Linked DNA regions of Homo sapiens: regions 2 and 3 are each linked to region 1. The links are chromatin contacts, found by Hi-C or POLR2A ChIA-PET in ENCODE. All regions are on one chromosome and are shown on one strand. The core of a region is the stretch at or near the end of the contact, and the rest is flanking DNA. Distances in the headings are between cores, read along the strand shown.

Region 1 (3,036 bases), core at 78-2,577:
TTGGGACTGAGTCTTACTCCATCGCTCAGGCTGGAGTGCAGTGGCACGATCTCGGCTCACTGCAGCCTCTGCCTCCTGAGTTCAAGTGATTCTCCCACCTCAGCCTCCCAAGTAGCTGGGATTACAGGTGCACGACACCATATCCAGCTAATTTATTTTTAGTAGAGACAGGGTTTTGTCATGTTGGCCAGGCTGACCTTGAACTCCTGACCTCAAGTGATCTGCCTGTCTCAACCTCCCAAAGTGCTGGGATTACAGGTGTGAGCCACCATGCCTCGCTCAGGAGAGATTTTTTTTTAATGGACATACCACGCACAGTGCATAGCACATCTTTGGTACTCAGTCCAAGGCAGTTATTCCCATGTTGTCTGCCAAGACTTAAAAATACCATTAGTTATACACTGCACCATTGATGTAAAAATATTTTTTCAGGGGGAGAAATGACTGTGTTAAATTTTTAGTTTGTTCCCAAAATGCATTTTGATTTCAGAGATGTTAAAGGAGTTCCTCTTAATTGAGAAATGTTAGTATTAATTTCCAAGTGGGATATTTAGCATCTGTCCTATGCATTATCACCATTCTCTACTCACCTAGTTGACCTGTTAATTTTCTCAGAAATTTTTATCTTATTTCTGTAAAATGACTAGGAACCTATTCCCAATGTGTGTCTCAAACCTGCTTTTTATGGCCTCAGGATCTCTGTCATAACCTGTTTTATGCTTTCACAAACTGAGCCCCTGGGGAGCTGTCTGCACTTTTCAGTGTGATCCAGCTGAATTCCTTCCCTTCCCCACTCAAGCCCTTTGATTTGCCAGGTTTTTGTTCGTCTACCCTAAGGATGAACTGAGATTGCTGAGCATGGCCTCTCTTGTGGTGCAAAGTGAGAATTGTTTTTAATTGAGCAGAAACATGTGGAAGGATCAGGAATATCTCAAGGGATTACAGAAAAATTCCAAATTTGTACTACTTACAGCTTGTGTTTAGAACAGGGTCTGCTGGGAATAAATGTTAGTTAGTGTGGCCTGTGACCTTAAAAACTGTTGACATGGACTTCAGCCAGAAACTAGCCACAGACCTCCTTTGTTAAACTCATTCATAGCTCCTTGAAAACTCTAGTCAGTGAAAGTTGCCAGCTCCAATCTAAGCATAGCCTTTTTTTTTTTTTTCCCATGCTTTGGAAACAGAGGACGCCCCTTAACCAGCAGGCCTTCTTTAATAGGACTACATGGCCTAAACGCAATTGGAATTGACAACTTCCTGGCTTGGGTTTGCCAACTGGCAGAGCTGTGAGGCCGAGGGGACAAACAGCGTTGGGGCGCTATGCACTTGTGTTTATGTATGTGCAGAGGAGACTGAACTCTAGAGCATGGTGATACCCTTCGCTCTGAGAGCAACGCTCTGGCCTGAATTGGACACGTCTTTCAAATGTTCTGCTGGAATAGACACATCAGAATTATCCCTCAGTACTTTCTTTTTAAAGGAAAGAAAAGAGAAAATAACTGCCCTTTCTTTTTTGATAGGAATGATCATGGCCTTTCCCCTCTCTGCTCAGAATCCTTGATTTAATCCTCTTTTTGTCAGCGTTGTGCTATGTTGCTCAAATATAAAATGAGAACTTGAAACTCGGATTGGGGAATTATCATTTGTTGAATGACACTCAGCACCCACTCACTCTGGAGCTTTATTTAACAAAGTTTAGTTTCATATCAAGGTGAAGGGATAACCAGGATATCTGTCTATTTTACTCATTGAGGAGACTGAGCAATGAGGAAGTTAAGCAATTTCTTCTCCTTTCCTATCAAAAGAACCCTAAGGAAGGGCCTTAAACAATTATGATGCTGCCTCTGTAAACCAGCATAGTAACTGAGTTAGAAATTAATATTTTCCTTAGTTCTTGTCTTTAATCCAAAAGACTACATTGTCTGAAATACCTGAAATTTTGAAAAATGGATAAATGGATCAGGCTAAAAAGAGGAAGTAGTTATTCTGCTTACAGAGTTTCCTTTGACATTGTTGACATTGATGGTGGGTAGGGAAGCTAGCTTAGTTATGGATTGTCATTCTGAGATATCCGATCATATCCGTTCATATCTCTTTCCACTTTAATCACTTGTAAAATTTTGGTTGTTGGAGTAGAATATTTATTTCCAGGTATGCCGTTGAAATTGTTTTTAACATAAATACTCTAGCAGACTTATCACTTTTAAAAGTTGCTGAGGTTTGGCATGATTTCAGCCAGGCATGTGTGAGGAGAAAAAAGGAATGTCACATTGGCCTAGGAATATGGAAACTTTGAAAGAAGAAATTATATAATTTCCTTGAGAGGGTACAAGAATTTAGATGCCATTGAGAGAACCCTTGAGAGTAGCTGACCCCTAGTAGATTCTACATAAGTACTTATTGAATGAATAAAAGTTGCTGAAATAACTATTTCCTAGTCCTGGTACTTGCCTGTCCATACTCTCTCTCTCTCTCTCTCTCTCTCTCTCTCTCTCTCTCTCTCACTTTCCCTTCCTCAGCATCTTTCTTTACCTTAGAACATTTATTTCTTCCGCAGAAAGTAGGTGATGCCATCATGTTTAATTACCTAACATTCTAAAGCACAGCTTGTAGATTGAGACCTAGATTCAAATTCTGACTTACGAGCCATGTGACAAATCATATAACCTGTCTCATCTGATCCTTGTTTCCCACATCTGTAAAAGAAAGATAATGAGGCCTACTTTGTAAAGTTGTTAACATATGTGTAAATATGTTATATAAGATACCTAATTTAGGAGTTAGCAACAGAGAATTTTTTTTTTCTAAGAAGGAATTTCATATGTTTTTCCACATATGCTTTTTCTCCTGCTCTCTATCAAAGGGAATAATAAGAAAAGGTCTCAAAGACTTTGCTACCTCTACAGATCTCCTTGCTCATTCAGGGAAAGTAGTTACTGGGTAGACCAGCTAAGAGTAATTGAAAGTGTCCCAGACTCTAAATGGGAGATTTATAATAGCCTATGGGAGTTGTTTAATGCTTATCTTCTGTACCTG
Region 2 (2,773 bases), core at 67-2,566, 170 kb after region 1:
TAGTAGAAAAGCTAATGCAGGCTGGACTGCCAGTCTTGCCCCCACTTCTCCAGTCCCCATCCATCCTCCAGGCTATAAACAAAGGTGTATTACAGAGCATGGAGACCACTCCCCAACTGAAAACCTTTAGTGGTGCCTCATTTTTCTCTTGGTGAAATTCAGGCTCCATAATATGGGCCTTTGTAATCCACTTTCTGCCCATCTCTCCTACCTCATCTCTTGCCATTGCTCTTCTACCCATTTATACTTTTTACTGACAGCTTTGCTTCCATACACAGGAGACTCTGGATGTTTCTAGTTCAGAGTCTTCCAGATGGGCAGATCTATAGCCACTTCAGGTATGGAGATTATTTGTTCATTATTCATTTAGCCAAAGTTTTTTGGGTGTATGCTCAGTGTATTGAGCCATGGGGACATGGAAACACTTGAGAAACAGTCATCCTTCCTGGAAAGGAGCGATGAGCACACTGGGGGATGAGAACTGAATGCATGGAGGTTGGAGGTGTGAACCAGGAATTAACAGTTTATTACGGCTAGAACATAGGGTGTGTGGTTGGGAGGGACAAAAGATGAGACCCAAATAGACAGGAGGGACCAGATTGGGAATGGTCACAAAAACAAGTTTGGACTTCAAGTTTGGGGCAGTGGGGCATCTACTAAGGTGATTAAGCCAGGGAATGATGTGATAAAATTCATGCTACCAGGAGTCCCAGACTAAGGGTCGAGTGTTGGATCCCACCTCTTGCTGCTTTGCTGGTTGCTAGAATCTGACCAAAGCTTTCCCCCACCCCACGTCTACTGATATTGGACTTGGGGTCAGGGGACAGTGTGCTAGAGAGAATTCTTAGTAGCACCTGTGACCAGCATCCAGTCATTCATCCCTTGTGCTTTTCAGGAGTTGTTTGTCCATCCCTGTTCTGTCTTGGGCCACTTGGCGACACTGTCCATGCTGTGACTTGTAAATTTCATTCATTCAGGAAGAGAGCATCGTGATCCAGTGAGCCTTGCCCTAAGCGTGTGTGTATGATTTGTCAACGATCGAGGATTTTATGGGAGTTTATGGGACTTCATTAAAGATGCTGGAGCAGGAGCACTGTGGGACATCAGAAGAGACCTCAGCAATAAACCACAATTCCAAGCTTTGGAATGCAGTAAATGTTTAAGAGACTTCCTTCCTTTCATTACTGAATTTTACTTTACTTTCATACCAGTAAAGAGTTGTGTTTTATTGGTTGAAATTTCTTGATTCTGTTTTTCCCAGGTCTGTTTAAAAGCTACATTTTATCTTTGAGGATGTTTGGCTCGTGGTGGAGGAAGTGCTGCCAGCGAATTCAATTAACTGGCAGAGCTCACAGATATTGTACACGGATTTCTTTTTTTCTTCTTTTTCACAACTGCTACATAAACACAGCTGGGTTTAATATTTGTCGTAACAAAGATTTAACTTGAATCATTTTACCCCGGGTAATTAATGCTTGGAATCTTGGCTACTTTTTCGTTCGTTTGTAATCCTCTGCATTTCTTTACTCTAGCTATCTAGATAATGAAGTGTGCTCCTCTAGGTCTTTGCCCTGCCTTAAAACTGCTTAATATTTGGCCGTTCCCACTAGAGAGCAGATGCTTTTCTTTGCAAGAATTGAATTTCTGTCAGCTCTTTTATGCATCATGTGTTTGGAACTGTAAGTGGATCAAGTTGTTCATCACAGCGGGGACACTGTGAAACACATCTATTATACACACTTCCCACCCCCCTTCCTGTTTTGTTTTTTTTTCCTCCCCTGAGGAGGTGGAGATGCCCGGATCCCCTTGGGAGATATCTCGCTCTGTGTGGATGTATCCATGTGATCCACCATGAATCCGGCCTGGCCACATCCCTAAGCAGGGAAATCTGTATCCATTCAGCCCAGGATTGTGGCTGAGACAAACCCCACTTTTATCTTTGTAAACACCAAGCTCTTCATTAACTCCCAAATACACACCAAGTTTGGGTCACTAAGTAAATCCACTAGGCTCAGCATAATGAGTGACATTTCAGTAATTGATGCCCTAGAATATGTTCATTGTGAACCCATGATTCTTTTCGATGCTAAAATAAAGGCTTGGGTAGTTTTGGCTTTGGAGTTGAGCTAGCGCAGAAGAATAGTCACCATCGATTAGGCCCCTACAGTGTGCCAGGCACTGTGCTAGGGGATTTGAAAATCTTGACATTTAATCTACATAAGAATCCTGCAAAAAAAAGAAGGGGAGGGTACTTTATCCCCTTTTTATAGATGAAGAAAAGGGGCCAAGTAACTTGCCTAGAGGCATCCAGATAATTGCCAGGAGGAGAGCCAGAATTTGAACTCAGGTCGGGCTGAGCCCAGAGTAAATCCATGTACTGTAAAGTGTGGTCCCCTCATGCCTAGAGGTCACTAGAATATATTCATCCATTGATCAATCAAGACATTGATTTATTATGCATGTTTATGACATGCTGCCATTGCTCCATCTGAGTTGTCTCATTCCATGTCAGGTCTGAAGTTTGGTTGGCATTTGTGAACACCTTTGTACTCATCTAAATCTGAACTCCTGGTGGTGACTGGAATAGTTTTAGTTTTGCTTTTCTCTCAAAGCTCAGTGCAAATACAACCCAAGTGCCCCAAGCAACCTACTGTTTTCTTAGAGTTTTGTGAATTTCAATTTCTAGCTGTGAACTGATGGTTAAAATTTCTACACCTCTATGGTTTAGTTTGTTAACACGGCTTTAGGGAAGCAGGCATCTTGGTGGCATTCC
Region 3 (2,700 bases), core at 65-2,564, 190 kb after region 1:
TTAAACAATCTTTTACCTCACTCCTTTGTTTAAAATTATATCATCATGAAATCTGAATAAGGCTAATACACCCCCCTCGAAACACATTTCACACACGCTGGTCTCAGTTTTAAAGAACTTTTGCAGATAGATTTGTGTGCTTTCAATTCATCCCCTTTTCTGCTTAGAGTTTCTTATTTCATAACCCATGCTGCATGACGGTGCATGTGAGGGTTCCTCTCCCCATGTCTGGCCCACCGCAGGTCCTTGGTATATGTTAGGTTAAAGAGCAAAACCCATGGGTATTGGTGTTTGAAGACGCGTCCTCTTCTGTGCCAGTGTCTGTGGAAAGGCCAGTGTAGATGGAGCACTATGGGAGCTGTTTATTCAGCTAGCTTGTGTGGCCCTCTCTGGGCCAACCTGCTAGCTGGGCTTCCCTAAGATAAAGGGAACAGAGCTACTGCCCACAGGGAGCGAATGCTGGGTGGGGGCAGTAAGCAAACTGTTTAAACAGGCAGCAGCCAGCTCACTCTGGTCCCACTTGCTTAGTTCATCCCAAGAGGCCAGCTTCCAGATTCAGCTGTGGGTACACTGGTATCATCCACCTTATAGCCCATGATTTTGCATGTGATTCTGCTGAGTCATATTTATCCACCTAAAACCCCTGGAGGACGCAGAAGTTGAGATAAAAGCAGATTGATAGCCTGGCTTTCAAGGATGAATGCACGAGGTTGTGTTGGAGCAGGTTGGAAAAACACCACATATATCTGTGTCCTGATTGAGTAACCCTGTTGATCTCAAGTTGTTTATGAAAAAACAATAAAAACTGTTTTCGGATTTGTTTTTGGTGTAGTGGAAAGCAGAAAAATATTTTTAAAGTAGTAAAATCAAAACAGCACCATAGTCCCACTGATTTTTACTACATATGCCTTTTGTATTTACTCTTTATTTTTTCATTATGCAAAGGGTTTACATAGGTACAAGCAAATCTCAGTTAAAAGTTAGTTCCCCGCCCCCATTTAACAAGATTTCATATGCATTTTTACATAACTGCAGAATATTCCATCAAGTATAACTACCATAATTTCCATAACCACCCTCCCTTGTTGGACATTTAGGTTATTTCCAGTCTTTTGATATTATAAGTAATACTCCACTAAACATCTTTGTGAATAAAGCTTTGAAATGCTGTATTTCAAAGCCTTCTGAGTGGAAGAACTGAGTCTGTGAGCAGGAGCCTGACTGTGGGGGCCAACTTGTCACAGCATCGCAAGAAAGCAGATTTCGGTTGACTCAGCCTCGCGGTGGCTCAAGATGGAAAAAGAATCAAGAACCCTTGATGGGTGGGAGGGTGCGCACTCCCTGCCCTCCACACAGACAAGCAGAGGATTCCCAGAACACACATAAGGGATGTGACTAATTTGTCTGTGCCCCCATCTTGTGCTGAAAATAGGTTTGAGGAACCTTAAGACACTATGTACAGTACAGCAAGATGAGAGATAAGGAAGCAAGGAAACCGGGAGAAAGAGGAAACTGCATGACGCCTGGAAGGGACTGATGTGTGTGTGCAGCTGTGTGTCTGTGTGAGGCTCTGTGACCCTCCACACAGGTTGGGAGTGGTGGAGCTGGGACTCACCCCATCACACCCAGGTCTGTCTAAAGAGCCCATGCTTTAAGGAAAAAAAATGTAAAAAATACATATAACATAAGATGTGCTATTTTAACCATTGTTAAGTATACAGTTCATTGGCATGAATGGCATTCACAATGTGCAACCATCACTACTGTCTATTTGCAACATTTTTCATCACTCCCAACAGAACCTCTGTATCCAGTGAGCAAGAACTTCTCATTTCCCTTTCCCCCAGCCCTTAGTAACCTCTAGTCTACTTTCTGTCTCTATGAATTTGCCTATTCTAGATAGTTCATAGAAGCGGAATCATTCAATATTTGTCCCTTTGCCTGGCTTATTTTGGTAGCATCATGTTCACCAGGTTCATCCGTGTTATAGCATGCATCAGAACTTCAGCCCTCTTTAAGACTGAATAATATTCCACTATCTGTATATACCATATTTTGTTTATCCACTCACTTGTTAATGGACACCTGGGTTGTTTCTATGTTTTGGCTGTTATGAGTAGTGCTGCTGTGAATGTGTGTGTATAATTAATAGTTGAACACCTGCTTGCAAGTCATTTGGCTATATACCTAAAAGCGCAGTTGTGGGTCATCTGGTAATTCTACGTTTAACTTTTTGAGGAACCTCCAAAATGTTTTTCACAGAGTCCGTGCTTTTGTTAAGTGGGTAGCAGTGTCTGTGGGAAGCACGAATATGGACCCAAGAATATCTGTAGGAAAAGTTCATGAAACATTTGTTTTATTTTCCGGTATATTTTAGGCAAGTGGATAAGGAATTATAGCCAAAACCTACAGGCCGGAGCTAAGCAGATTCATTGATGGGGGAGTGTAAAGGGGACTGCAGAAGGGGCTGGTAACTTGCTAATTAACATTTTTTCCCATTTTAGTGGTCATCTGAAGTCAAGATCATGTCCTGGGAATGAAGCAAGGATAAGGGGAGGTGCTTCTGCCCCAGGACTTCAGGGACCATCACTATAGCTCTGTGGCTCTAAGTGGCTAAGGAGGCCACCGAATGTGATGGAAGGAGTATGGCCTTTGGAATCACCTGGGTTTTAATTCTAGTTCTGTCATCTACTAGAAGAT

What was found. A loop is a pair of places that touch in the nucleus more often than their neighbours do. ChIA-PET counts read pairs that join two places held with the same protein, here RNA polymerase II (POLR2A). Pooled maps may share reads with other maps.
Region 2: a pooled map shows a loop between it and region 1 (7-fold over the local background). The contact joins two enhancer-like sites. A Hi-C loop is called at or near these places in 1 of 37 single-sample maps with no recorded cell type and 4 of 50 pooled maps. POLR2A ChIA-PET finds 5 or more read pairs at or near these places in 1 of 52 experiments (activated CD4-positive, alpha-beta T cell).
Region 3: a loop to region 1 is called in a map of GM12878, with 2.6 times the contacts of the local background. The contact joins two enhancer-like sites. A Hi-C loop is called at or near these places in 1 of 168 maps with a recorded cell type or tissue (GM12878), 6 of 37 single-sample maps with no recorded cell type and 7 of 50 pooled maps. POLR2A ChIA-PET finds 5 or more read pairs at or near these places in 2 of 52 experiments (activated CD4-positive, alpha-beta T cell and activated T-cell).

What each region holds. Positions count from the first base shown.
Region 1 is chr9:123,740,367-123,743,402 of GRCh38, reverse strand. All of the region lies in intron 5 of DENND1A (DENN domain containing 1A), which reads left to right. Among named protein-coding and RNA genes, the nearest start is that of DENND1A, 190 kb to the left of the region's middle. Within about 2 kb of position 1,327, at least 5 of the 41 ENCODE cell types and tissues checked have a DNase peak (open chromatin) inside an H3K27ac peak, as active enhancers do.
Region 2 is chr9:123,567,800-123,570,572 of GRCh38, reverse strand. All of the region lies in intron 12 of DENND1A (DENN domain containing 1A), which reads left to right. LOC105376266 (a long non-coding RNA gene) reads left to right here. Exons shown (of 2, transcript XR_930332.3): 1 at 1-338; 2 at 978-2,773. Among named protein-coding and RNA genes, the nearest start is that of MIR7150, 84 kb to the right of the region's middle. Within about 2 kb of position 1,316, at least 4 of the 41 ENCODE cell types and tissues checked have a DNase peak (open chromatin) inside an H3K27ac peak, as active enhancers do.
Region 3 is chr9:123,548,050-123,550,749 of GRCh38, reverse strand. All of the region lies in intron 13 of DENND1A (DENN domain containing 1A), which reads left to right. Among named protein-coding and RNA genes, the nearest start is that of MIR7150, 64 kb to the right of the region's middle. Within about 2 kb of position 1,314, at least 4 of the 41 ENCODE cell types and tissues checked have a DNase peak (open chromatin) inside an H3K27ac peak, as active enhancers do.